5 separate regions of the Mus musculus genome follow, and all the other regions are linked to region 1. Evidence: chromatin loops called from intact Hi-C (ENCODE). Cell type or tissue: left cerebral cortex. All regions are shown on one strand. Region 1 holds the start of Wscd2 (WSC domain containing 2). Region 2 overlaps Wscd2 (WSC domain containing 2). Region 3 overlaps Wscd2 (WSC domain containing 2). Region 4 holds the start of 1700069L16Rik (RIKEN cDNA 1700069L16 gene). Region 5 overlaps Wscd2 (WSC domain containing 2).

Region 1 (5,000 bases):
CATCAAAGGGAGTTAACTCACTGCTGGACATGTCCCTCTCCAGTCTTGCACATTCTTTCCTTCGGCCTTAGCTACTCCCAAAATTAGAGCAAATTCTATTTTTAGAAGCCGTGCCTCAAATGACAGAGACGCATGGGCTGTGTCTCGGTCTGTGGACGTAGCCTGGAGGTGTTGTCTGATCTTCCACTGAGAAACTCTCTGGCATCACCATTTGATTTTTCTGAGCCCTTTCAAAGGCGAGGAGTTGCTTGGGTCTCTTCACTCTAGCAGCTGACTTTGGTCTGAGGCCCCACGCCCAGGTCACAGTGGGAATGGGACGGGACAACAGCACAGCCAGCCCTCAGCGGTGAGGTTCAAAAAAACAGGCTCTGTTCCTTCCTTCCCACATTGATGGGTCTGTGGTCTGCGAACCCCACAGCCCCTGTTCAGTTTGCACAGCCAGTTGTCTTTTGCGAAGACCAGTAATGTGGGACTCCTGGCTGCTAAGAGACACATGCAGAAGGAAAACAAGAATAATTGAGGAGACCCGTCAGCCTTAAGCAGTTCCCCTGCCTTGCTTTTGCTATTTGCTGATGGAGCAGCTGGGACCAGAGAGGTTAAGCAACTCAGTCCACAGTGCTCAGCTAGCTCTGGAGTCGGGACTCTGCCATGGCTCATCTTCATTGTCTGCGTAGCTAGATAAAGAGTCACCTAGGCTGTCACCCTGGCTGTCTGTGAGGGAACTGGGAGAGACTTTTAACTGAGTGTCTTAGTGGGTATAATGGCTGTGATCAAACACTATGACCAAAAGCAAGTTGGGGAGGAAAGGGCTCATTTGACTTATCCTTCCACATCCCAAGCACTGGAGGAAGTCAGGGCAGGAACTCAAGCAGGGCAGGAACCTGGAGGCAGGAGCTGATGCAGAGGCCATGGAGAGGTGCTGCTTACTGGCTTGCTCAGCCTGCTTTCTTATAGAACCCAGGACCACCAGCCCAGGGATGGCCCCACCCACAATGGGTGGGGCCCTCCTGCATGAATCACTAATTAAGAAAATGGTCTACAGGTTCGCCCAAAGCCGGGTCTTATGTAGGCGTTTTCTCAACTGAGGCTCCTCCTTCTCTGATGACTCTGGCTTGTGTCAAGTTGACAGAAAACCAGCCAGCACACAGAGAAGGGAAACAGATCCTGAACGTGGTTGGTGTCGTCCCATGGGCTAGAGTCCTCAAGCGGAGCACCTCATTCGCCTCTGCTCCCCAACTGTGGCTTCCCCTCCCTGAAGGACATGGAAGCCAAAGGAAACCTCTTCCTCAGCTGTTTTTGCTGGCTGTTTTGTTGAAGCAACTGGAAGGTAAGAATTATCAAACAACCAATGCAAAATGGGCAGGAGATTTGTATTCCAGGCAATACCAATAGATGAGTTGGGGAAGACTGAGAGATTTCATACTCAGGGTACAAACTTAAGTCCGCATCTTTATACACAGCTCCCTGCTAGGCTCAAACTCACTCCCCCGACCAAGCCCGAAGCCCATTTTCTCTGAGGTAGATATGGATACTGTGTGGCAGCCCACAACCCTCATATGGCCAGCCTAGAAGGTCTGAGCTGCTCCTGTTCATGTAGGGAAACCAAGGCAGCTTGGTCAGAGCCATACCGACAGAAAACAGTTAAGGGGAGAGGACACTTGAACCCCATTCCATTTAGCTCAACAGTCGGCATTCAAAAAAAACACGAAAACCAAGATCTCGGACTGGGGAGGTGGCTCAGCAGATACAACACTTGTTCTGTAAGCTTGAGGGCCTGAGTTCAAATCCCTGGTAGCCACATAAACAAGAGCTCACCCTGTAACTCCAGTGGCCCTAAGACATGCGAAGGGGAGGGGAGAGAGTCCAGGACCCTCGAACGATCATCTGCAAACACAGATGGAGGAGCCACCATCTCAAGCAAGGTAGAGAATAAAGACTGACACCTGAGGTGGTTCTCTGACTTCACGCAAGGCACGGTGACACACGAGTTCATACATGTGGGCACAGGTGTCCATGCACACCACACACACACATACATACACACACACACAATATTTACACCTAAGCCAGACGTAGTGTCTCACACCTTTAAGCTCAGCACTTGAGAGGCAGAGGCAGGTGGACCTTTATGAGTTCGAAGCCAGTGTGCTCTAATGATGTAGAGTTCCAGGACAGCCAGACCTACATAGAGAAACCCTGTCTGGGGGGTGGGGGGGGGTGTTGGGGGGGAGTAAATAAATAAAATAAAATAAAAATATTTACGCCTAGATTTTTCCAGTCGCCCTTGGACCTAACCGGAGCCAAGCTAGATCTGCAAACCAGAAGCCCCTGTGTTCCACTCTTGTCTGATGCTTCTGATCCCCTTCAGGGACCCTCAGTGGAAGTCATCCAGGAGCCGGAGACACACAGCCGGAATTCCAGCAAGCTCAGAGAGGGAGTGTGACAGCCCAGAAGCCACACAGGCAAAACTCAGAGCCTGTTAAAACAACACGCTGAACACCCATCAACAAAACTGTCCTTTGTTGGATTTCTTTGAGCTGCCTGCCGGGCGGGCTCCTGGCCAAGTCTCCAAGCAGCGGCAGCCAGCCCGCACCACGCTCAAGCCAGGCGCCGGCCCTTCACCCCGTCTCGGTGCATTTCGCCGCAGCCCAGGAGCGGGGCTCAGCACACTGCACAGCCCGGATCCCAGGCCTGCGGCGGGCGCGGCGGGAGGCCGGGACGCAAGGAGTTAAGCGCGGGCGGTCGGGCCGGGCTGCGGGGAGGCGGCGGGCGCGGGAGCTCTGGAGCTCGGGCTGCAGACTGCTCCAGCAGGGCCGGGAGTACGGGCGCCCGCGCAGCCCCAGCCTCATACCCCCGGCCTCAGCCTCGCTCAGTCCCAGCCCTGGCTCCGCGCACCACTCTCTGCGCTCCAGGCTCCAGGCTCCCGGCTTCCTGCTCCTCGCTGCGCCCTACCAGGCACAGAGAGCTCGGCGCTTCCCCCAGGTAAGCAGCAGCCACGGGTCCCCAGTGAGCCCAAAGCTGCAGAGAGGTGACAGTCGGCTCCGGGGAGATGACAAACTTTCCTCTGGCCGCGGACGCGTGTGGGGACATCCCTGGGGCTGCCGGAGCAGCGGGGGGCCTTGGATCACACTCTCGCACTCCGCTGCCGGGCCAGCTTCCAGCCTGGGGAGAAGGGGTGAGCGGTGCCTGTGAGCTGGCCTTGGGGTGGTGCCTGCACTGGGGAACCAAGCGGTAGCCAGGGCCCCGCAGCGTGGGCTCTGCGAAGCCCACTTTGCAGACTGGCTTCTGTGGGTCCTTGGGGGGGGCATATGGTAGGAGAAAGCCACTTGCCCCTCTCCCGCCCCCCCCCGTTCAAATGCCAGCAGGCCCAAGTGCCCTTCCAGGAGACCCTCAACTCCTTTCCAGGCCCCCACAGGCACAGCCCACTCCTTGAGATTCCAGAGGGGCTGCCCCTTTAGGGGGAGAAAGAAAGCTTTAAAAAATCAGAGAGAGCTGCCTGCACCCCTCAATGAGAGGAGCAAGCCGCAGGGAAGGGGCCTGAGGGGACCAGGGCTCCTGGTGACCTCTTGCCCAGCCCGTGGCTGCCCACTCTGAGTCCCTGAGGCTGTCCCAACCTAGAGCACTGCTGGCTATAATCCCTTTCTCCCTAGTGAAAGCACACTTCCAAAAGGCCAGTCCTGTGTCCACATGGAAGACATCACTGTCCTCCATTCCTGCCGGGAGGGCTGGGAGTCAGGGGGCATACTGGTTGGTCTTTGGTAGGCTTGAAGTCCGGTAGAGACATAGTGGATGCTCTCTTCTGCCTTGGCCAAGAGCGGTGTTTGGAAGTGATCCCTTGGCCATGGGTCAGCCTTCTACTGGATGGAGCTGGGTGTCTCTGCCTTTGGGGAGCAGTCGTGCTGGGGGTTCTTGAGTTCTTGAGCTGTTAGGTGAGATATAAAGACTTCCTGCCTTGGCTTAGGACTCTGATCTGAGGCCAGAAGCCACTTTCCCAGGCTGCCCAAACCCATGCACTCCTCCAGGGTATCAAAGGTCTGTGGTGGATATCTTGGGGAAAACACAGCTCTGATTCAAGAATTGGCTTCACACTTGCCTTTGACTTGCTGCGTATCCTATGTCTAACCACTAACCCTCTCTGGACTACAGTGGCCACTTTTCTAAGAGTGAAGAGATGGCACATATCCTCGGAGATCCCCATTCAGGCCACTGTGTGGCCCTGAGCAATGTGACAGATGGGATTTTTAAAATCTTAGGGTGTGTGTGTGTGTGTGTGTGTGTGTGTGTGTTGCACATTAGTGTTTAGGAACTCAGGTCTCAAAGTAGATCTAAGTGGCCCCTGGCCACTCCCCCACTGTAAAGTAAGAGTTCGTAGTTCCTACTGTGGAATGGTGCTGTGAGCACTCACTGAGATGATATGGGAGCATTCATGAGATGATGTGGGAGCACTCATGAGATGATGTGGGAGCACTCATGAGATAATGTGGGAGCACTCACTGAGATAATGCTAGAAGCACCCATCACAATCTGGCAGAGTACAGGAGCAATGGGGATGGCCATGTGGAGATCTTATGCATGGATCCTGGGAACTGTTTCCTAAGGGAGGCTTTCCCTGAACCCTAGGATCCTCATCTGGGGCCAGGGTCTTAGGTCTCTCCAATCCATAGGATACCTGCAATCCCTGCCCCTCCCAGCTTCCCTTTAAAACTGCTGCTGGACCAGCTGCTCCCAGTGGGGAGCCCAGGGCAGTCTGGGAGGGCTGGATGCACCCAGCTGCCGCATCGTCATGACAACGGGAGATGGAGGTAAGCTGTCTCCATGGCTTCAACTTTGCAGCTGTCTAGGGACCCAGAGCAGGGACATTCTGTCTGTTCCGGGTCAGGCATCCAGTTTGCCTCAGGGCTGGGCCTGCCTGGCTGCTGTTCCAGGCGGCAAGAACAACCAATGCTGTGGAGAAAAGTGTTTTCTGGGTCTGTGGTAGAGGCGGGGCATAATCAGAGACT
Region 2 (5,000 bases), 90 kb after region 1:
GTGGGGTGCAAAAGCCTGGGTAGTTCACCCTCTTCCCAGCAGCTATGGTTCTTGCTACAGTGACAGAGGCACTGCTAGTCGAACCCAGCTGGCATGGATTGCCACGAGGCACTGCTAGTCGAACCCAGCTGGCATGGATTACCATGTTTGTGGGTCCTCTCCTGGGTATGGCACGGTCTGTGTCTAGCCCCAGCCTATGTGATTGTGTGAGCCTACGGCTGTGTGACCAGTTATCACTGTAATGAACCTGCTGCATTCAGAGAGACCAGTGGATCCGCTGGTGTCACAGCAAGCAGGGCCCTATGCTAGGTGAAGAGGCAGGCTTGTGTCAATGAGCAGACAGGGGCTGGAACACGGAATTCAAACCCATCTGGGTCTGAGCCGAACCCTGGTTCTCTCTTTACTAACGAGGAACCGGACAAAGACCACTAAGGTCACAGGATACACAGCAGTCAAGCTAGCCAGCTCTCATCTTCCCAGGCTTCCTGGGGACTGAGAGAAGGGGAGGAGGGGTTATCAACTGGTCTCTGAGCAACCCCTCTCTCTGTCAAACCCTCAAGGAACTAGGGAAGAACTGTTCTTGTGGCAGGGTATATAGGCTTGGTACGCACCCCAGGTCTGCTGAGCTAGGATCCCAACCCAAGCACTGATCGATACCCCCACACCAGCCTCCACGTCCCCAAGAGTATACTTTCCCAACAGCCACCTTGCTAGCCTGTTTCCTTATTTAAGACCCCTGAACCCCTAGACCAACACCAAGTCAGGGCATTGAGCCAACTCAAAACCAACAGAGGGCGAGTAGAGGATCAGTCCACGTTCATCTCATACTGGGGCTATATTAGCCCCAGAAACCCCTCTCAGGTCAAGAGCGCTCTCCCCAGAACAGGGCCCCCATTCTCCACCCCACCCACCCATTCCTCTCCTTGACACCCTAGGCACCAGAACAACAGGGGGGCTCATTAGCAATGTAAATCATCAGGCTCCACTCCAGACTACACATATGTGCGCGCGCACACACACACACACACACACACACACTTCACTGCCTGAAACCCTTACTGCTCATATGTGGCTGGGGACCAGCTGCGGCAGTGTCATCTGGGAAACTTGAGGGTCTGTGTCCAACCAGATTCCTCAGGGGCTCCAATGCTCTCACAGGTTTTGAGACCTGCCTTGGGACACCCTGACCTGGGAGAAGCAGAGGCTACGTAGCCACCGAGTGTGTCCAGTCCCTGTGGTCCTGTCCTCTCCTGATCAGAGCCAAGAGATAAGCCTCCCCACCCCCCATGACTTTCGTTCTATAACGTTAATTTTACAGCCCCTCTGGAGCAGGACGGAGGCGAAATTTTATGTGATATGATTACACAAGGTGAATTGTCCTGGATCTGTTTAATGAAACAGATCCTGTGTTTAATGACTCCGTGGGGAACTGGCACCAAGAAACCATTAATCAGGGCCTGGTTCCTCCTGACGACAAGAAGCTGGAGTGAAGACCGCCAGGCTGTGCACAGACAGGTGCACCCTGCGGCTCCTCAGGGTACCTTTGTTTCCAGATTTGTGGGTGCTGACCAATTATTACCAGGAGCCCTGAGCTAGCAGAGGGCTTTTTGTTTCTGTTCTCCTTTGCAATGGAGTCCTTTAGGAGCTTTGAGAGGTGGGGGTTGGAATAGTGTGGGCGCGCATCTGGTATGGGAGAGCTCGGGACAGCTAAGGGAGCTGCTATGCTTTTGTGGGGAACTCAGGCCAGCAGGAAGGCACATGTGGGGAGTCTCAGGAAAAGCTGGGAGCTGCCATCAGCAGGGATTGTCCTAAGCAGCAGTTACTCTTCTGCACCTGGTACTTCCTCAGGATCTTTGCAAAGCTTATCATCCTAAGATATCAAGGCTGCCTGTTTGCAAATCAGTACACAGAAACCCAAAGAGAGCAAATAGCACCAACAAGATCACCCAGTGCAGGTGGAGAAGAACAGGGTCTCCAGCCCTGGGCACCTGACTGCAGAGTCATCTATAGACAGCCCCCCTAGAACAAGAGCTGCAGGCGATAGGATCAGACGCTCATCTTGACACACCAGGCAAATGTCTTCAAGAGGGTTACATATGGCCTCACCTGAAGTCTAGATCTGTGGGGTGCTAGGTGACCTCACCTAGGGGTTCTTCTTGGATGGTAGTAGCTGTCCTGAGTCACCGAGGATACCAGGAGGTGATCAGAACTAGGGACAGGCTGACGGAGAGGGAAGGAGCCCCTGTGTATGCTTAAACTTTCCCTAATCTCCCAGATACATCTGGTCCTAACCCATTATAACAGTACGGGCCCAATTAGTCAGCTGCCTTGTAAATAATCTATTTGAAGAATAAAAAATAACCTGTCGTCAGCATAAATATTTCTCAAGCAGCCGCGGGATTTCAGGAGGGGACTGGGAGGGGCGTCTAAGGACAGCTCCGATGTGTTCTGTCAGGAACAGCAGCCCTTCATCACGGTGCAATTTAGCTGTTGGAAATTTCAATTTAGTTCAGCAGCGAATCCCCCCACCCCCAGCTCCTGCTGGGTATCAGGCTGTGGGAAGGAGCCAGGGATAAGGCTGGTCGTGGCAGGAGAGAATCAGGGCCAGAGTGTAAGACAAGGTGGACTGGATGGTGTTTCCCTGCTGTGGGACCTGTTCACTTTACCTGTCTGGGCCTCAGTTTCCCTCCTGGTGATGAACATACGGTAGTTTCCAATGGGGTGGTTGGTAAGGATCTGTCGCCTAGCAAGGGGATAGGATTGAGGAGGCTTGTAAGGTCCCCCAACCAAGCTGGAGAGACTCACCGGTCTCTTATGCGCTGCTCCCTCTAGAGGGACTGAGGAGAACTGCACCCTCTGCCATTTAAGCCCCCAGTGTGCTGCCTCTTGGAATTCTCCAGCTCTCCACTGCGTTGAGGCTGTTTGCAGCATCCCGTGCCCACCTTTGGCCGCCTCCCAGCTTCTCTCCCACCTGAGCCTCAGCAGCTCTCCCTGAGATCGGCTCTACAACTACCCCTAAGTTCATGCCATGTAACCTATCTAAGGCACCCTCCCAGTCAGGTGACTTTCTATCACATAGCAAGATGGCTGATGAGCACCCCCAAGAAGAGACAGTCCATGACAGTTTGAGTAGAGAGACCACAACAAGAGACTTAACAACAATCCTAACCCCACCCCCAGGGGCTCAGGGTGCGGTGGAGACAGATGCGTAAGCAGGGTGACCACACAGTAATGGCTCGCCCTGTGATCAGGAAGAATGAGGCCTGGGGAGCCCAAAGGAAGCCTGTGTGACCCCCCCCCCCGCCCCCCGCCAGGGGTGATGACGTCATACTTGAGAAAGCTCAATCAGTGAGGACAACAGCCACGAGTATTGAACAACTGCAGGGCTCAGGCCAATGTGAGCTCAGCCACGCCCTGTTTACAGCCCACCATTCCCTGTGAGCTGACCTTGCTTACAATACCTTGGTAGTAAAAGTCCCACTTGGCGCAGCCAGCCAGACCTCCCAGATCCTGCTCTGCCTCTCATTCTAAGTGATCTTAAAAAGCCCCTTGTTTATTCTATGCCTCAGTTTCCCATTCTGTTAAATGATGGCAAAGTAGTGATAGATACCTGTGGAGACTGAGTAGAGTTAACTCCTGCCTGCATCTATATAGTGAAAATACAATCACAATCCAGCAATACACCTTTATAATTAATATACTAATGGAAATCATAGACCTATGGTATGAATAAGTTACATAAATTATACATACCACAAACCTATTTTATAAGGCTGGGCATGGTGGCACATGCCTTTAATCCCAGGACTGAGGAGTCAAGGCAGGGGGATCTCGAGTGTGAGGCCAGCCTGGTCTACAGAGCGAGTTCTAAGCTAGCCAGGGCTACACAGCGAAACCCTGTCCTGAAAACAAAATCTATTTTATATATGTTTTATAAAATTTTCATAGTATAGTTTGGGAATATGTTGGAAGTACTTAGATATAACCTAATCTTTTAATCAGAATAGAGTCTTTGATGTGGTGCCTTCCTTTTTCTTTCTTTCTTCTTTCCTTCCTTCCTTTCTTTTTCTTTCTTCCTTCCTTTCTTTCTTTCTTTCTTTCTGTTTATGAAATCATCTAGTTTATCCTTTGAGGAAGGCTCTGTAACTTTAAATTTAGTTATCCCATTTAAAAGTATTTTACAATACTATGTGTTATTCATTAACTAATAGTCCAAATTGAATAAACAAATGTAAATGTTCACCAAAAAGTCTTACAACCATTATTGAATTTAGCAGGAACATTCCAGATAGACATAACTCTCTAAATAATTTTTAAATGACTAAAGCAATGACTGACTATTCAAAACACAAAGGCTTTGTTCAATTGGGGAACATTTAATCCCAGGTTTAAATGTCCATTTAGTCAAAGGATAAACAAAGGATTTGTTGTTGTTGTTGTTTTAAGTGTTTTTTGTTTTTTGTTTTTTTTTTGTAAAAATTATTAAGAACAAATCGATACTTAAAAAAAGCATCAAATTTATCTCAGGGTATTGAATTGACCTTAAGTTTTGTAGCTTCAATATTATTTTAACCTCATTATAACCATATACATTTTAAAAATCCTTTTGTGATATATTTTGATCTTATGATTATTATAAAACTTAGAAAACAATTTTAATGAGGTAATTTTAAAAGGAAGTTCAGGAAGCTATAATGTAAACCATAGGACATATGGAATCTTTAAGATCCAATAGTTAAAATCCAGGTAAAGGACACTGACTAAATTTAAATGAAATATTTGTTAGAGATTTAAGCCACTCTGACAAGTATCTTGAAGTGTTTTGCTTTTGGGTAAATTTTGGTTTTGGTTGTCACTAATGGAAAAAGCATTTCCTTTTATTGGTCTTTTCCAGGCATCAAAAGTATAAGACGTCCAGAGTACAACAGAGCTTAGCATTCATGACTTTATGAATCTTTTTAATTAAAAAGAGTCTAATAATTCCATTAAATATCTAATTA
Region 3 (5,000 bases), 58 kb after region 1:
CAGTCCTTTCAATAGTGTAATCAGGGAGTGGAGGAGAGTTGAGGCTGGTAGAAATTGGTGTCTCTCTCCAGTCAGGCTGAACCCAGGTGGGCTACTGGCTAGGGCCATGCTCTGCCCTAAAGATCTGTGGTCTGCAGAGTGAGGGGATCCCTCAGAGTACCAAGAGTGACTCCTGGCTTCCTCTCTTTATGGCACATAGGTGTAAAGGGTGTGGGTGCCCATGAGGCGCCAGCTTTAAGATGATCTTCCTATGGTGCTGGGGATACAGTTTGGTTGGAGGGGCAGCTCCTAGCATGCAGGCAGTCCTGTGTTAGCCTCCTGCACTCTTTAAACAGGTGTAATGCATACCTATAAACCAGCATTTGAGAAGAGGAGGCAGGAAGATTGGGAGTTTGAGGTCATCTTTGGCTACAAGGTGAGATTGAGGCAGCCTGGGTTACATGAGACACTACCTCAAAAGGGGGGGAGGGGCTAAAATGTGGTGATTGTGAAACCCACACATACACACTCACACACATGCATACTCACACTCATTCACATGCATGTTCACACTCACATGCACATTCATATTTACATACATACTCACACATGCACACTCACACTCATGCACACTCATACACATGCATGTTCAAAGTCATGCACATTTGGATACACACACATACATGCTTGCACATGCATACTCATGCACAGTCATACACATGCTCACACATTCACAATCACACGAACTCATACACATGCATGTTCACACTCACACATTCACACATACACATGCACACTCACACCCATGCATGTTCACACACCCAGGCACATTCATACACACACATATACATACTCACACATGCATACTCACACCCATGCACACATGTTCTCTGCCCCTAGCAGGACCAAGGTGGGAAGGACTCCTGTGTCTGGCTCCACCCACCATTCTCTGCCTCCTGACCTGGCTTTTCCTCAACTCTCATCTACCTAGAGGATATCTACTTCCCCCAGGGCTGGATCAAAGGCTGCTAACTGGGGAAGCCCTCTTTGATCTCTCTCCCCAGGCAGCTATGGAGTGTCCACTGCTACAGGTTCCCATTCCCCAGGACTCAGCAGAATCCTCAGACCTCCTGACTTGGTAAAACCCAAATGTGGGACCTCAGTGCAAGGGCTCAAGGGCTCCTCTCTATTGTGTGCTTGGAGTTATGATCCCAAGGCAAGAGGCAGATGAAGGATAGGAGTATATGTCTGAGGTCCTGGGGTCCTCACAGCCTCCTTCCACTTACCAGCTGTGGGTCTCAGAATGAGTTCATCAATCGCTCTGACACTCAATACTTAGCTCCAAAAGACAATGCAGAACCTCACAGAATTCACTGTGAGAATCAAATCAGAGTGTGAGTGTGCATGTGTATGAATGTGCATGTGTGTACATGTATGAAGGTGTGTGTTGTGTGAGTGTGTGAATGCGAACGTATGAATATGCATATTGTGAGTATGTGAGTGTACCTGTGTCTATAAATGTGCATGTGAGTGTGAGCATGCATGTGTATGGGTGTGCATGTGTGGGAATGTGTGCATGTGTGAGTATGTACATGTGTATATATGAATGTGCATGTAAGTATGAACATGAGTGTGCAAGTGTGAATGTGCATGAGTATATATGTAAGTTTATGAATGCACATGAGTTTGAACATGCATGGTATGAGTGTGAGTGTGCATATGTGAGCATGTATTGCATATATATAAGTGTACATGTAATGTGAATGTCCATGTGTATAAGTGTGCACATGTGTGAATGTGCATGTGAGTATGTGTGCATACTTACATACTTACACATGGAGTGATGTGTGTAAGTGCTTATTAAACATTATTAATGTGAATTGCTGTTCTGTATCATGAGATACATACTCCCACCCTGGGCTTTGTCATTGTGTAGCCGATACAGCAGCTATGTATGTTTTCCTCCTTGGTTCCCTAAAGGCAGACCATAGATTACATAGTCTTGTGTCCCTCTAAGTTAAATTTATTATCTATCTATTTGTGTGTGTGCACGCATGTGTGTGCACACGCGCACACGGGGACATCCATAGGATTATGCCGCAGCAGGCACATGGAGATCAATGGACAACTTTCAGGAAGGCCAGATGGACAGATGGTCTGTCACAGTTTGGATAGAAGGATGGATGAGTGGGTAGGTGTCCTGAAGGAAGATGACAGACTGGCAGATGGATAAAAGGGTGGATGGTTGGGTGGACAAACTAATGGGTGTGTAGAGGGTGAAGGTGTCAGATAGACAGACAGATGGATGCTTGGTGGCAGATATGCGTGGATTTTTGTGCCGTGCTCAAGTATCAATTCCACATGCCTAGGAGGTGGTTGGTGTAGTAAGTGCTGAGTCCCAAGGAGTGTGGTGGCAGACACCACCCAGAACCTCAGTGAAACTCCCGAGCTGCTATGTGGCTTGAAAGGCCGTCCCAGAGCCCCCACTTCCACTGGTAATGGACAACTGGGTCTCCCGTGATTGGCTGAGAGCATCCTGTCGCCCCCTGCTGGTGGCTATATGAAACAGCATTACCCAATAGTCAACCCACATCCAGGCCTCCCTTCTGGCAGATGGCCCAGAGTGGGGTAATCGACTTTTCTTACTCATGAGCCCTCTCCAAGGCCACCGTGTGACAGCAGAGATGTAGCTGTGGAAAATCAAAACGTTTCAACACCTCCCAGGAAAATCTGAGTTCCTAACCATCAGGCCCTCTCAGAAAGCCCTGACCAGGGGAAGTGGCAGCAGTCGATAGAAAGATACGGGCTCTTGCTTTGAGGCTATCTCTGAATTGTCAAAGCAGTGTCCAGAGTGTTTGTGGAGAGACGGGGTCAAAAAAGGTAAAGAGCTGTGGTTTGGCCAAGCAAGATGTCACTTACCTGTAATCCCAGCATTTGGGAGGTAAAAGCAGGAAGAACGAGAGTACAGGGATAGCCTCAGCTAGAGAGCAAGTTTGAATCTAGCCTGGGCTACATGGAACCCTCTCTAAAAACAAACAAACAAACAAACAAACACCCTGTGGTTTTAAATTGCAGTGCTACCCCACTCATCCTGGAAGCCCTCCCTTCCCTCACCTGTAAGATACTAGAGAATAAATGAGATTATATTCTATAGAGGACGCTCAGCCCAGAGCTGGCCACCTGCAAGCCCACAGCCAATGCTGGTCACACGGATGTATTGTTTACTAAGCCTGCTTCTCTCCCTTCCCATCTCCCACTCAGGCAGAGATGATGGCCCGTAGATTTGATTTCTGCCTTAGAACACAAGCCCCGGGGAGGTATGTCTTATCTCAGCATCTCAGCTATAGCTGGAACACAGCTGGTCTCCTTAGGGGAGTCATAGGAATGAATTTGGGCTCAGTGAAGTCTCAAGGTTTTCTTTGGCCTTAGGGGAACCCACGTATCTATGCATGTTTGATAAAAGTTTGTATACAAGGGAGGGGCAAGCAGCTGGGGCTTCTGCCCTGCTGGTGGCTTCTACATACAGATTCAATCAACCATGAGGGGGAAAGCATGGGGCTGGGGACATGGCTCAGTTGGGTGAAGAATTGACCATGCAAACATGGGGACTTGAACTCAGCAGTGGAAGGGCAGAGGCAGGAGGATGCACGGAGCTCACTGGTCAGCCAGTGTTGCCAAACTAGCTTCCAGTCTTATTGAAAAGACCCTGTCTCAAAACACAACGGGAGTAACTGACAAAGTTACTCAACATTGAACTCTGGCTATAACACACACATGCACACACACACACACACACACAGAGACACACACATACATACATACATACATACACACACACATACATACCAGAGACACACACAGATACATACTCATAACACACACAGACAGACAGACACAGAAAGAGACATACATACATATATACATACATGAACACAAACTCATACATACAAACATCCATACACATAAACACATACATACATACCAACTCATACATACATATACACACATACATGCTAGAGAAACACAAATACATAAACAGACACATACAGGCACACACATACATACCAGACACTAATACATACACACGGACACATACAAACACATACATACCAGACACACACACACACACACAAGCACCCACTGGGTCCATACTGAATGCACATTAAAGTTCTTTTTTGCTATTACTTTTTAAGTACTCCTGAGCACTGAGATTGTATTAGGTGTTCTAGGCCATGTGAGATATGTGGAGACCCATGGGAGGATGTGTGCCCATTCTATACAAACCCCAGACTCCAGCACAGTGATTGAAGCGCCCCAGTTCCAGTGAGGCAGAGAGTGGAGGCGGGGTTATGCACTCCTGGAGGCCACACAGCCCAGCTCTCCAAGAGCTTCCAGCCCTCTCGGGGCCTCCGCACACCCCCTTGAGGTTGCACAGGACCTCTTTCCATTCCGGGCTTGGGGGCGGGGGGAGGGGGGCTCATGCCTGTTTCCACTGTTTTACAGGTGGTAGCCCGGTGGCCTGAAGCTTGACCAGATGGAGTCCTTTCAGCACATGTCCACAGAAGGTGGCATACAGCTTGGCCACCTGTTAGAGATAGAGAAGAGGCCAGCATCAGAGCTCTCTCCGTGAGCTAATCAGACTCAACAGCCCAAGGGGCTAAGAAGGGGTCAGAGTGACTTTGCAGCCGCCAGTCCTTGTCACTAGAGTTCTTTAGCCACACTCTGGGTGAGGAACAAAATGTGAGGAATGGAGACTGCGTCCTGTAAGTCCCCTTTCTTGACCCCAAGCAGCTCACCTTGACCTTGGGATTCCAGCAACCTTTGTCCTTGTCACCTCTGGACTCAGCTAGGTGCCTGGCTTGATTTCCTGCTACAGTGTCTCTGTGGAGGGATCAGAGAGCGTCAAGCCCTTGCGGTTTCATTCTTGAGAAGTCCCAAGAAGCCACGCCCTCCACGCCCCTTCCCAGCCATCCACCCAGCCAGCCCCAAGTGAGCAAGTCCGGAATGATCCTGCTATGGCC
Region 4 (5,000 bases), 230 kb after region 1:
AAGGGAGAGTATGGAATAGATCCGGCCTCTGCTGGCCACTGTGGGTACTGCATGCATACAGTACACCACACACACACACACACACACACACACACACACACACGTGCGTGCAGGCATGCACACATACTCATAAATCTTTAAAAGCACTTCCCTTTCATAGAGAATAAAAGTTTCAAGAGGACAAGACCTCTCTCTCCTGCCATTCCCATAAAAAATGCACAGCCTGGACCTAATCACACAGAAACAACAACAACAACAACACACACACACACACACACACACGCACACACACACACGGGGTGGCCCATGAAGTGACTGCCTGTTCTCTTCAGAACCGTCCAGGTCAAATGGTACAGTGGCACATGCCTGTAACCCCAGGACTCAGATGGAGGCGGGAGGGTCAGGGCATCCTCAGCTACACTGGGCTCAAGGCCAAGGCCAGCCTGGAACACACAGGACGCTGACTCAAAAGCCAAAACAGTGTCTAGTCCAGGTCATGAGGGTGGGGGGTGGGGCGTGGGGAGGGGAGGGTCAAAGAGAGTCTGAGGAATGTTCCAGATTGAGAGAGACTCAAAAGGCAGCGCAGCTACAGTATAATGGTGATCCTGAACTTCCTTGCTGGGACAAGGGGACATGCACCAGGCCCCTAAAGGTCAGGCTGGGAAAGACCCTCCTCCCACCCCCGCAACTTTACTTGAAAGCATCCCTGCCTCAGATTTTGGAACAAAACCTACAATGATGGTGGTGACACTCTGTGTGCTGTCCCCCATACCCCGCCAGGTGACCATCGGCCACACAGAGCCACTGAACTTTGAAAATGTGGTTCATGCAACTGAGGGACTGATTTTTTTTCCATTGTATTTAAATTTTCATTATAATTAATTTCAGTGAACTGAAATGTAAATGGCCAGCGCTCAGGAGGCAGAGGCAGGTGGATTTCTGAGTTCTCCAGGCCAGCCTGGTCTACAGAGTGAGTTCCAGGACAGCCAGGGCTACACAGAGAAACCCTGTCTCAAAAAAACAGAAAGAGAGAGAGAGAGAAATGACGCTGTGAGAGAGAAATTGACGCTTTTGCCAGGCTCCTATGTTCTGCAAAGAAAGCTAAGTTTGCCTCTATCGCCCGTCCTTGGCGCTCCTGTTCTGGGTTCTACCTGCAAGGCTCTGAGAACCGTGTGTTAGCCTGCATGGCTGCCCCCTTCCTGAGGTTCCCCCAAGGAGAGAGACTTCCCCTGGCTGACCCATCTAACAGGCTTCCAAAGAACCCTTTCTACTGAGCCTGGACCACTCTGCAAATCTAGGAGGAAGGATCCAGTTTTACCTCTTGCCAGTCTGGGGACAGCTGATGCAATCTGTCTCCTGCTGAGATGCTGGGCCCTGGAGCAGGAGAAGGGAAGTTCCACCTGCTGTGGGGCCAGCTGAGCGCCATGTGGCCAGGTCTGTTATAGCCAGCATTGCCAGCAGAAAGCCTTGGCTTCCCTTGTACCCTGGAAAGAGACCCGTTGTGTGAGAGTTGAATAGATAGAATTCATTCTCCAACATCAAACTGTGATAGTCTTTAAAGGGCAACCTCCAGCAACCCTTAGCCTGGGGTTGTTCTCCAGTCGCCTTTAGAGGGATCACCTTGACCTTGCACTCCCCCACACAGCTGAATCCGACGTTTGCCCCTCCCCCACCCTAGCCCGATCCCATCCTCTCTCACAGTGATGAACCAGCCTTGTCTGAGATATCCCGGATTCTTTTCTTTCATCAACACCTGCTCTCACACACCCTGTCTTGAACAGGCAGGTCAGGTTAGGGTGCTCTAACAAACGGTCCCCCAAGTCCCTCACTGATGGACCACCAAGGCTCATACTGCATACATTCAACTCGGACTGCATCTGCTCCGACTCCCCACTGGCACGATTCAGTCACCACCTCCATGGGCAGCGGCTGTAGCCTGTGAGAGAGGGAACGTGTTCTACAGTATCCTTCAGCAAGGGTCTGAGTCCTAACCCAGAACCAGCTGTATGACCTGCCCGGCCTTTGGATGCAGAAAGAAAGTTACTGCAGGGATGGACCTGACAGAGCTCTTACTAGTAGGGAACCGGGGGGGTGGGGGTGGGGGAATCAGGAGCAGAATCGACTTATCCGTGGATTATGGACAAGATATATCCTTTAAGGCACACAATTGCCTACTTCTGGACAGGTCAACAGCTCACCAGCCAGTTAGCGACAAATCCAACCAGGGAGGGTTCCAACTCGGTACTCACAGGAGCCAATTTGCCTGTCAACAGCGCCACCTGCTGGTCGATAAAAGTCATCCGCGGAGGCGCCCACCTGGGAGCTAGCCGAAGAGCAGGGCCCAGCCACTGCTCACCCAAACAACTCCCAGCCTAACCAGGAGGCAGCCTCGGCAATCGACAGTTAGGCCTGAGGACAAACATTCTAAATCGGGCGCCAGAGCACTGCACAGTTTTCTCAGTGGCTCTCCAGAAAACCCTATCTCAAGATGTCGTCATCGATGTGTCGAACAGGTGCCACTCATTAACAGTCATTGAGACTCTTTTAAGGGCTTTTTAAGTTGACTGTGTTGTGTACGGGTAACATTGTACAGACAGAGCAGGCTGTGTTTGTGTATTTAGGAGTATATAATAATTAAAAAGACCATGAACGGGGACTGGTGAGATGGCTCAACGGTTAAGAGCACCGACTGTTCTTCCGAAGGTCCTGAGTTCAAATCCCAGCAACCACATGGTGGCTCACAACCACCCCTAATGAGATCTGATGACCTCTTCTGGTGTGTCTGAAGACAGCTACAGTGAATGTACTTATGTATAATAATAAATAAATCTTTGGGCCTGAGCAAGCAGAGTTGACTGGAACAAGCAGAGGTCCTAAAATTCAATTCCCAACAACCACATGAAGGTTCACAACCATCTGTACAGCTACAGTGTACTCACATACATAAAGTAAATAAATAAATGTTTTTTAAAAAAAGACCATGAACTCAAAAGGAAGAGGTGGGGACATGGGAGCAAATGGAAGGGGAAATGGTATAACTACGTTATGATCTCAAACATATGTTTTAATTCTTTAGAGCTTGTTGCTTTTTTTTTTTTTTTTTTAAGGTAAGGACTTAGGTGGTAGGTGAGGCAGCTCCGTAGACAGAAGCACTTTGCCAGAGGACAAGCTGACGGGGAGCCTCGGGAGAGCTGCCCACCACCTTTGACGCAGGGTTGCTCACTTCCCTTTCATGGCTCGTCACAGCAGTGTGCCACAAACAAGTGTCCTCAGAATGGACACTGAAGGGGAAGAGGGCGTGGGAGTGCACCGGGTTGAATGCTGAGGTCGCAGGTCACCTCAGTCAGGTAGGCAGCCGGGAGCAGAAAGACAGGCCTGGAGGACACAGACAGATTCCTCCAAGACCCGGGAGAACCCAGAAAATGCCATTCGCTTCTTCTCCCCTCCCCACCCCTGCTGTGAGAAAGGAGAGGAAATAGGTATTTTTAAGATATAAGAAGATATAGATGCCGACACGACTTTATATTACGAGAGGAACTGCTGGCCAAGAAGCACCAAATTATTTACAGCATGTTTCCCAGAACTCAAAGAAACACTGAACTTTTTTTTTTAAACAGGCCTGAAACCAAAGCATAATTTATAACAATACATCAAACTTAGCAATACATAAATCCTCTCGCCTTACAAAAAAAACACACCGAGAATTGTTCACTCTCCGTAAGTGACTCAAGGCCAGCCTGAGGACACACGTCACCATGGACGGATCCCCATCACGGGGAAGGAAGCTGCTTCTACCGGAGGTGACTCCCACAGTGGCAGAGGGACCAGTTAACAAGGGAAGCAGAGAAATCCTCATGAAGCGGTCTGTGGAGACCTTCTCAGATCTGCCCGTAGTGCGTGGGACCCCGAAACTAGTCTCCTCTTACTGAACTTCTGTCTCTCTAGATGCCTGATGGTACCAAGGGCAGTGCTAGAAAAAATTAAGGGTAGAAACTATGTCTAGGTTTACACACTGCTGTAACCCAGGTACATAGTAACTGCTCAATAAACATTGGTTGGAAGGAGGAAGGCAGTCTCTGCAGGATACAAATGTAGCAGGTACCGGTTGCCACAATACTGCTGTGTAACAAGTGCTGGGAAAATTCAGTGGCTGAAAACTCTTCTTTCTGTGGCTGCCTCCCTGAGTCTGAAGGCTGGCTGGAATTCTTCTGGCCCCAGCTGGATTCACCCACACAGTTTCCAGTCTTTCTGGTTGGTATCTGGCGACCTCAGTTGGGACAGCCAGTCTTTCTTCCTCCTCTCTCCCTGTGGGTGTCTCTTGCGTCTCCCCTGGAGGGCTGCTCTGGGATGCTCTCCAGATGCCCTAGGCATGTTTCTGTGAGGATAGCATGGGTACCAAAAGAGCAAGGGGAAATACCCGTGTCTCTGTTGACAGGGTGCTGGCAAGCGTCATTGGACAAAACATGCCACGTGTCATGCCAGATCCAGGCAGGGGGTGGTAAAGTACAGGGCATGAATGCGGCCAGCCCACCTCAGAGCAATACCCAACTCCCACACTCACATTCCTAGCCTGTGCTACATCCCTAGCCACCTAACCCAGGGAGGAAAAACAGAAAACAAGAAACCCCAGCCTCTCTTATGGTAAACTAATGGCCAAACACTATTCAGTTAGAGACGAGTTTGTTTAGAGAGCAGACACAAGTCTTTGATGATTTCACAAATGTATACAATGTATGTTGATCAGACCAACCCATCTCCCTGCCTCCTCCAACTCCTCCAGGCTTGCCCTTAACTGGAGGCAAACCTCCCACCACTCCGGTTATAGGTATCTGCTTTCACACCGGACTGATGACTGGAATCTTTAGAGTCCATACGGACATCTCAGAACCATCATCTGGGGGAAAGGCACTGACCCGCCCTCTCCTGTCTTCCAAGGCTCTTCTGAGCTTCAGGACCGCACTCGCAAGCCTTCTGAGAAGGAGGAGTCTCAGGCAGCTTCA
Region 5 (5,000 bases), 97 kb after region 1:
CACACAAACACTTGCAAGTTAGTCAGCAATTATCACTCACCAAGCCATAGAGCCGGTTAGAGGACCAGATGGCCATTTATCTGCAGGCACTTCCTCCTTTCTGGAGGCCTGGTTCCGACCCCCCAGCCCCCTCCCCCACTCCCACCCCACCCCCTCTCCCTCTCTGTTTTCTCTTGAAAAATCACATGTCTACTTTAACTAGGGAGTGTGTGTTTTGGGTCAGTTTTATCCCACTGGCTCTGTGGCTGTCCTACATGTTTACACAAACATGAAGGCAGTGAACAAACCTTCCTATGTATCTTTCCCAAAGAGCCAACATCCTAGCAGAGACAGGCTGTTCTCCGAGTTTGAAGCCAGCTGTCTACAGAGCAAGTTTCAGGACAGCCAGGGCTACACAGAGAAACTGTGTCTCAAAACAAAAACAAAATACACCCTAACAAAAAGAATGGAACATGTTTGTTGAGTTTCCCCCACTGCACGTAGTGAGGTGTTCCCCCTGACTCCAGCACACTTTGGGGTGGGGTGGGGTGGGATAAGAGGGAACAGTTGCCTCTTGTCTCCAGGGGCTGTAACATCAGATGATCATAAAACTCCTAAGCTAAAGGTCACAGGAGAAGTAGCAGAAAAATAAAAGCAGAATTAACCCTTTGAGGAGGAGTTGGGAAACAAAGGCCAAAAATTAACAAACCAAAACATTTCAAAGACAAGGAGAACCAAGACAAAACAAAAACCAAAATCCCATCAGAGTTTCACAGGCAAATGAAATATCGGAAAACAAGCTAAACAGCCGAATCTAAAATGTCTTTAGAGTTCTGGGCGCAAGCAAGCCAAACCAAGCCAAAGGTTAGACCAAAACCTTTCCAACAGGCTTTCAATCAAGCGCTCAGAGCAGATACTTTAAAACAAATACTTTGAAAGCAGACAAAAAGAGATACCTCCCAAAGCTTGATCTGTAACCAGCTCAGAACAGACAAATAGGCTGTCCACAAATGGCAGACACAACTCAGCAACCAACCAACCACCCGGCTGAGGAAACAAAACCAGACAGCCAGGGCTCAATGGATCCAGGCGATTCCTCTGGTGGAAAGTGGGTCGTTTTTTTGGAACCTAACATGTCAGCATATCTGATGACATAAAAACCATAGCTCTCATCTTAAAGGGAATGTGAGAGAGCTTATTCTGAAGCCAGTGAGTGACCGTGGCCCAGAAACGCGGATATAGGTTACTCCAGATTCTGTGTTCCAACTGGGAAGCAGGCTCATGAGGTGTTTGTAGTTTGACAAAACAGTCAACGAACCCAGGCAGTTTAAAAGAGGCGGATACCACAAGACAGGGAAAGCCTTTCTATAAGCCCTGAAAGAACCTAGTGGGGAAACCCCCATTCAACTCCCGATTCGGCGTGCACCCAAGAATCATGAATAGAACACAACACCTTGATGTAACAACACGAGGAGGGTCGAAACATATCTCACATAACAGGAGACAGTGGATTCGACCAGGTTTGAAAGCTAGGGGTTTTTATAGAAAAGGAGTGGGGCTGGGGGAGGAATTGGCGCGGTTTCACATGATTGGTCCATTTAAACATCAGCAGCCTGTTAACATTTAACTTAGGTCAGAGGGGTGAGAGCTAGGGAGGTGACGGGCCTGCCCAGGCATGTCCTGGTCTGTTCTGCTGTGTTCTCAGCCCCAGGTTTCAAAGCTCACAAACAACTCTTTGGGCTATTTGACATACATTACATGAATCACAGGTCTCAAGTTTTATTTCCTTTCAGCCCAAGGTGCTGGCTGATGATATTCTTAGCCTTGGGCTGGTAGAAGCTAGCTGTCTTGTTTGTTTGTTTTAAAGATTTAATTACTTATTTTTATGTATGTGGGTGCACTGTAGCTGTACAGATGGTTGTGAGCCTTCACGTGGTTGTTGGGAATTGAATTTAGAACCTCTGCTCACTCTGGTCGGCCCTGCTCGCTCAGTTCCTGCTCACTCTGGCCCAAAGATTATTATTACTGTAGCTATCTTCAGATGCACCAGAAGAGGGCATCAGATCTCATTACAGGTGGTTGTGAGCCACCAAGTGGTTGCTGGGATTGGGACCTACAGAAGAGCAGTCAGTGCTCTTACCCGCTGAGCCACCTCGCCAGCCCATGTCTTGTCTGTTAATAGATTCCAAAAGGTTTCTACTAGTAGGGGGGGTGTTAGTTCCAACAGACAGATTTGCAAGAGTGAGCTGTGCAGACAGTCTTTGCTACAGTGTGGGTTCTGTTTTCTTCCACCCTTCTCCCCTCTTTTCTTCCACCCTTTCAACCCCTAACACCAGAAAGAAGAAGAAAAAAAGACAAGAGAGGAAAGGAAAAAGGAATATTATTATGGTTAGACTAGTTCCTACCGATTACGTGTGTCAAATTTCTTAGGGCTCCTAGATCTTTGCCATTAGAATCCAAATTTTTCTTCTTTCTCCTTTTTATTTTTTCTTTCCCCTTTTTATTTTTTCTTTCTCCTTTTTATTTATTTTTATGTATTATTTTTTCTTTCTCTTCTTTTATGTACAACTACTCAACAAACCACAACCAACAACTCTCCCCACTCTAAGCTCAAGCATTTATCTACCCTCTGAAAAGTCCCCGGAATCCCCGGTGTCACACAATTGCAGAAACCATCTGCAGCTGGCAAAATGATCTGCCTGCTAGGGCACAAGGCAAATCATAAGACAGCTGCTGTGGACAGTCTGAAGCGGCCCCTACCCACACCTGGGATTAAAGCAAAAGCAAATTCTTATATTCCTAAAGAAACCAAAATTGTCACTACCTAGGTGTTCCAGAGGTCTAGGCCTAGCCCAAGGTAAGCTAATTAGTCCTTGGATCTGCAACATTCCAACCTCCCCCACAGAACTACAGTCTCTACCCATACAGCTTCTTGGGGTCCAAACCCAGAGCTTCCAGCAATCTTGGCAAGCGAGTGCTCTCTGCTCCCAGCCCTTCCTGTATAACCCAGCATCTCTGTGCCTCCGCAGTTTGGTGGTATCTGTTTTCAGGCTGTGGTTCTGTGTATAGGTAGGGCTGTGCCTGTAGTAAACCAGGCACCAGCCAGGGGTGTGTTACCCAAAAAAGCACACGTGGGTTTCAGGCGTCCGGAAGGTTTGTCATCTGCCCATCTATCTAGTGGCGGGCTGACGCTCTGCTCTCTCCGCAGAGTGGCCCGAGTTCGTGAGGAACTATGCCCCGTGGTGGGCCACGCACACGCTGGACTGGCTCAAGTTTGGCAAGACCGTCCTGGTGGTGCACTTCGAGGACCTGAAGCAGGACTTGTTTACGCAGCTGGGCCGCATGGTCAGCCTGCTGGGCGTGGCGGTCAGGGAGGATCGGCTGCTGTGCGTGGAGAGCCAGAAGGACGGCAACTTCAAGCGCTCGGGGCTGCGCAAGCTGGAGTATGACCCTTACACAGCCGAGATGCGCAGGACCATTGCCGCCTACATCCGAATGGTGGACACGGCACTACGTAGCCGCAACCTCACTGGGGTGCCTGATGCCTATGGCCCAAGATGATGGGCAGCCAGGGAGGGACCCAGCATCCGGTGCCCCTTGGCTTCAAAGAGCTGGCTTCCCTCTGGCACAAAGACAGCCCCAGGCTTCTGCCTGCCTTCAGAAAGGCCCCTCTGAGGCCTCAGGAGGAGGAGATATCTAGACACCTTTCCCTGGAGAGTAGGCTGCCTGGTTTGGAGTATCCCAGACCCTGCTATTGGTGGTGGGAGAAGGGAGAGGCTATCTGGCAGAGGTTGGGAGGGTCTGGCTGTGGCAGCTGATGGACATTTTGCAAGCAATGACCCTCTTCTGACTGTGTGGGCCCCTGCCTCTTCCCCTGAGCAGGCACCAGCTTTCTGATCTCTCTCAGGCCACCTCTGTGTGACAGACAGCTGGCTGGGACCTGTCTCCGTGGCCTTGGGCGTCTCACTTCTGAGGACCATGGAGACTGGTGCTCTGGCATTACAGTGGGAACCGCCCCAGGCTAAAGCACATAAGAGGCCCAAGCCGGGTGTTGCCCCCCCTCCAGGACAGCAACCCTGTCTTGTCTGCTCGTGCTGTCGTGTCTTGGGGATGAGGGTGACGTTGGGGTTCTTGATCCTTCTTCCAAAGTCCCTTAGGTACCAAAAACCAACCCAACAGGTTGGCCATGTGCCACATACGGAAGCCCAGAGGACCCAACATTGCAGGGTGGGACCTGAACTGGCTATCTTACACTGCCTGGATTGATCCCTTAACCAGGGAGTCCTTCCACTACCCCAGGGCAGGGAACAAAAGTGCTCCAACTCAGAGAGAGCCACACCCAAAACTGTCCCCTACCCTCTAAGCCATCAGCCTCCCTTCCCTTGCTTGCAACCCGACAGGGCCAGCCCCAACTGGGGACTCCTCAGAGTCCCCACTAAGAATGGCTTTCCATTCCCATTATGCCGCTGCTCTTTCTCGAAGACGCTTAGACACCAAAGGATTTCTGACTCAAGTCACTGATCACGTTTTAGGAAGCATGCATCCAGGATCCCCGTCTCCCCCACCTTGGATCCCTCTGGCTTCCCCTCCAGCCCTTCACCGTTCCCATTACATAAACGCAAAAGCCATAGTCACAGCCCCTTGCTCTTTTGACCGGAGCAGCCCCTCCCCCACCTCCACCCCCGCAGCCTGGGGGGTGGGGGGGCGGGGCAAATGAACACTCCTTCCCACCTAGCCAAGGAACCCTGGAGAAGATTCGTGAAAAGAGAGATATATTTTTTTAAGAGGAATATGACCAAGACATTCTGCCCCTTGGACACTGGCCACACAAAAAAGGACTGGCTTCCCTTCCCAACGCCCTCATCTGGAGGGTTTGGACCACCCCAGGGCTCAGCCAAGGGGGCTCTGAATGTATTTTGTATGGTGTTTCCCCCGCCCCAGACTAATTTCTAGTTTTCTTTTCACTGGGCAGTAGAGGGCCTAGCCTCCCCTCCTGCTTGGAGGTCTAAGCTCTCTGAGAG

What was found. Hi-C counts contacts between places; a loop is a spot of excess contacts. Peaks named below come from ENCODE experiments on the same cell type or tissue, not always from the same donor. Only the 100,000 strongest peaks of a DNase experiment are listed, where the experiment ranks them.
Region 2: it touches region 1 in a loop (2.1-fold over the local background); 6 of 42 quality-filtered maps call a loop at or near these places.
Region 3: a loop joins it to region 1, with 1.9 times the contacts of the local background. A loop is called at or near these places in 7 of 42 quality-filtered maps.
Region 4: it touches region 1 in a loop (4-fold over the local background); 4 of 42 quality-filtered maps call a loop at or near these places.
Region 5: a loop joins it to region 1, with 2.3 times the contacts of the local background. A loop is called at or near these places in 6 of 42 quality-filtered maps.

What each region holds. Positions count from the first base shown.
Region 1 is chr5:113,487,959-113,492,958 of GRCm38, forward strand. It overlaps Wscd2 (WSC domain containing 2), which reads left to right and starts at 2,489. Exons shown (of 9, transcript NM_177292.3): 1 at 2,489-2,982. In left cerebral cortex, no CTCF peak of the experiment used is centred here; DNase peaks (open chromatin) are centred at 2,676, 4,836 and 4,930; H3K4me3 peaks cover 2,746 bases; H3K27ac peaks cover 2,402 bases.
Region 2 is chr5:113,577,623-113,582,622 of GRCm38, forward strand. The region is part of intron 8 of Wscd2 (WSC domain containing 2); the gene reads left to right. Among named protein-coding and RNA genes, the nearest start is that of Gm42002, 23 kb to the right of the region's middle. In left cerebral cortex, a CTCF peak has its summit at 2,838; DNase peaks (open chromatin) are centred at 77, 1,712 and 2,038; H3K27ac peaks cover 522 bases.
Region 3 is chr5:113,545,941-113,550,940 of GRCm38, forward strand. Wscd2 (WSC domain containing 2) reads left to right here. Exons shown (of 9, transcript NM_177292.3): 2 at 4,483-5,000. The coding sequence starts at 4,995. Among named protein-coding and RNA genes, the nearest start is that of Gm52822, 4.3 kb to the left of the region's middle. In left cerebral cortex, a CTCF peak has its summit at 2,532 (motif pointing left); DNase peaks (open chromatin) are centred at 2,248 and 2,578.
Region 4 is chr5:113,722,382-113,727,381 of GRCm38, forward strand. It overlaps 1700069L16Rik (RIKEN cDNA 1700069L16 gene), which reads right to left and starts at 2,391. Exons shown (of 3, transcript NR_033216.1): 1 at 2,250-2,391; 2 at 1,319-1,484. In left cerebral cortex, CTCF peaks have their summits at 21 (motif pointing left) and 2,289 (motif pointing left); DNase peaks (open chromatin) are centred at 1,403 and 2,276.
Region 5 is chr5:113,584,606-113,589,605 of GRCm38, forward strand. Wscd2 (WSC domain containing 2) reads left to right here. Exons shown (of 9, transcript NM_177292.3): 9 at 3,188-5,000. The coding sequence ends at 3,540. Among named protein-coding and RNA genes, the nearest start is that of Gm42002, 16 kb to the right of the region's middle. In left cerebral cortex, a CTCF peak has its summit at 2,035 (motif pointing right); DNase peaks (open chromatin) are centred at 1,171, 2,018 and 4,488; H3K27ac peaks cover 1,141 bases.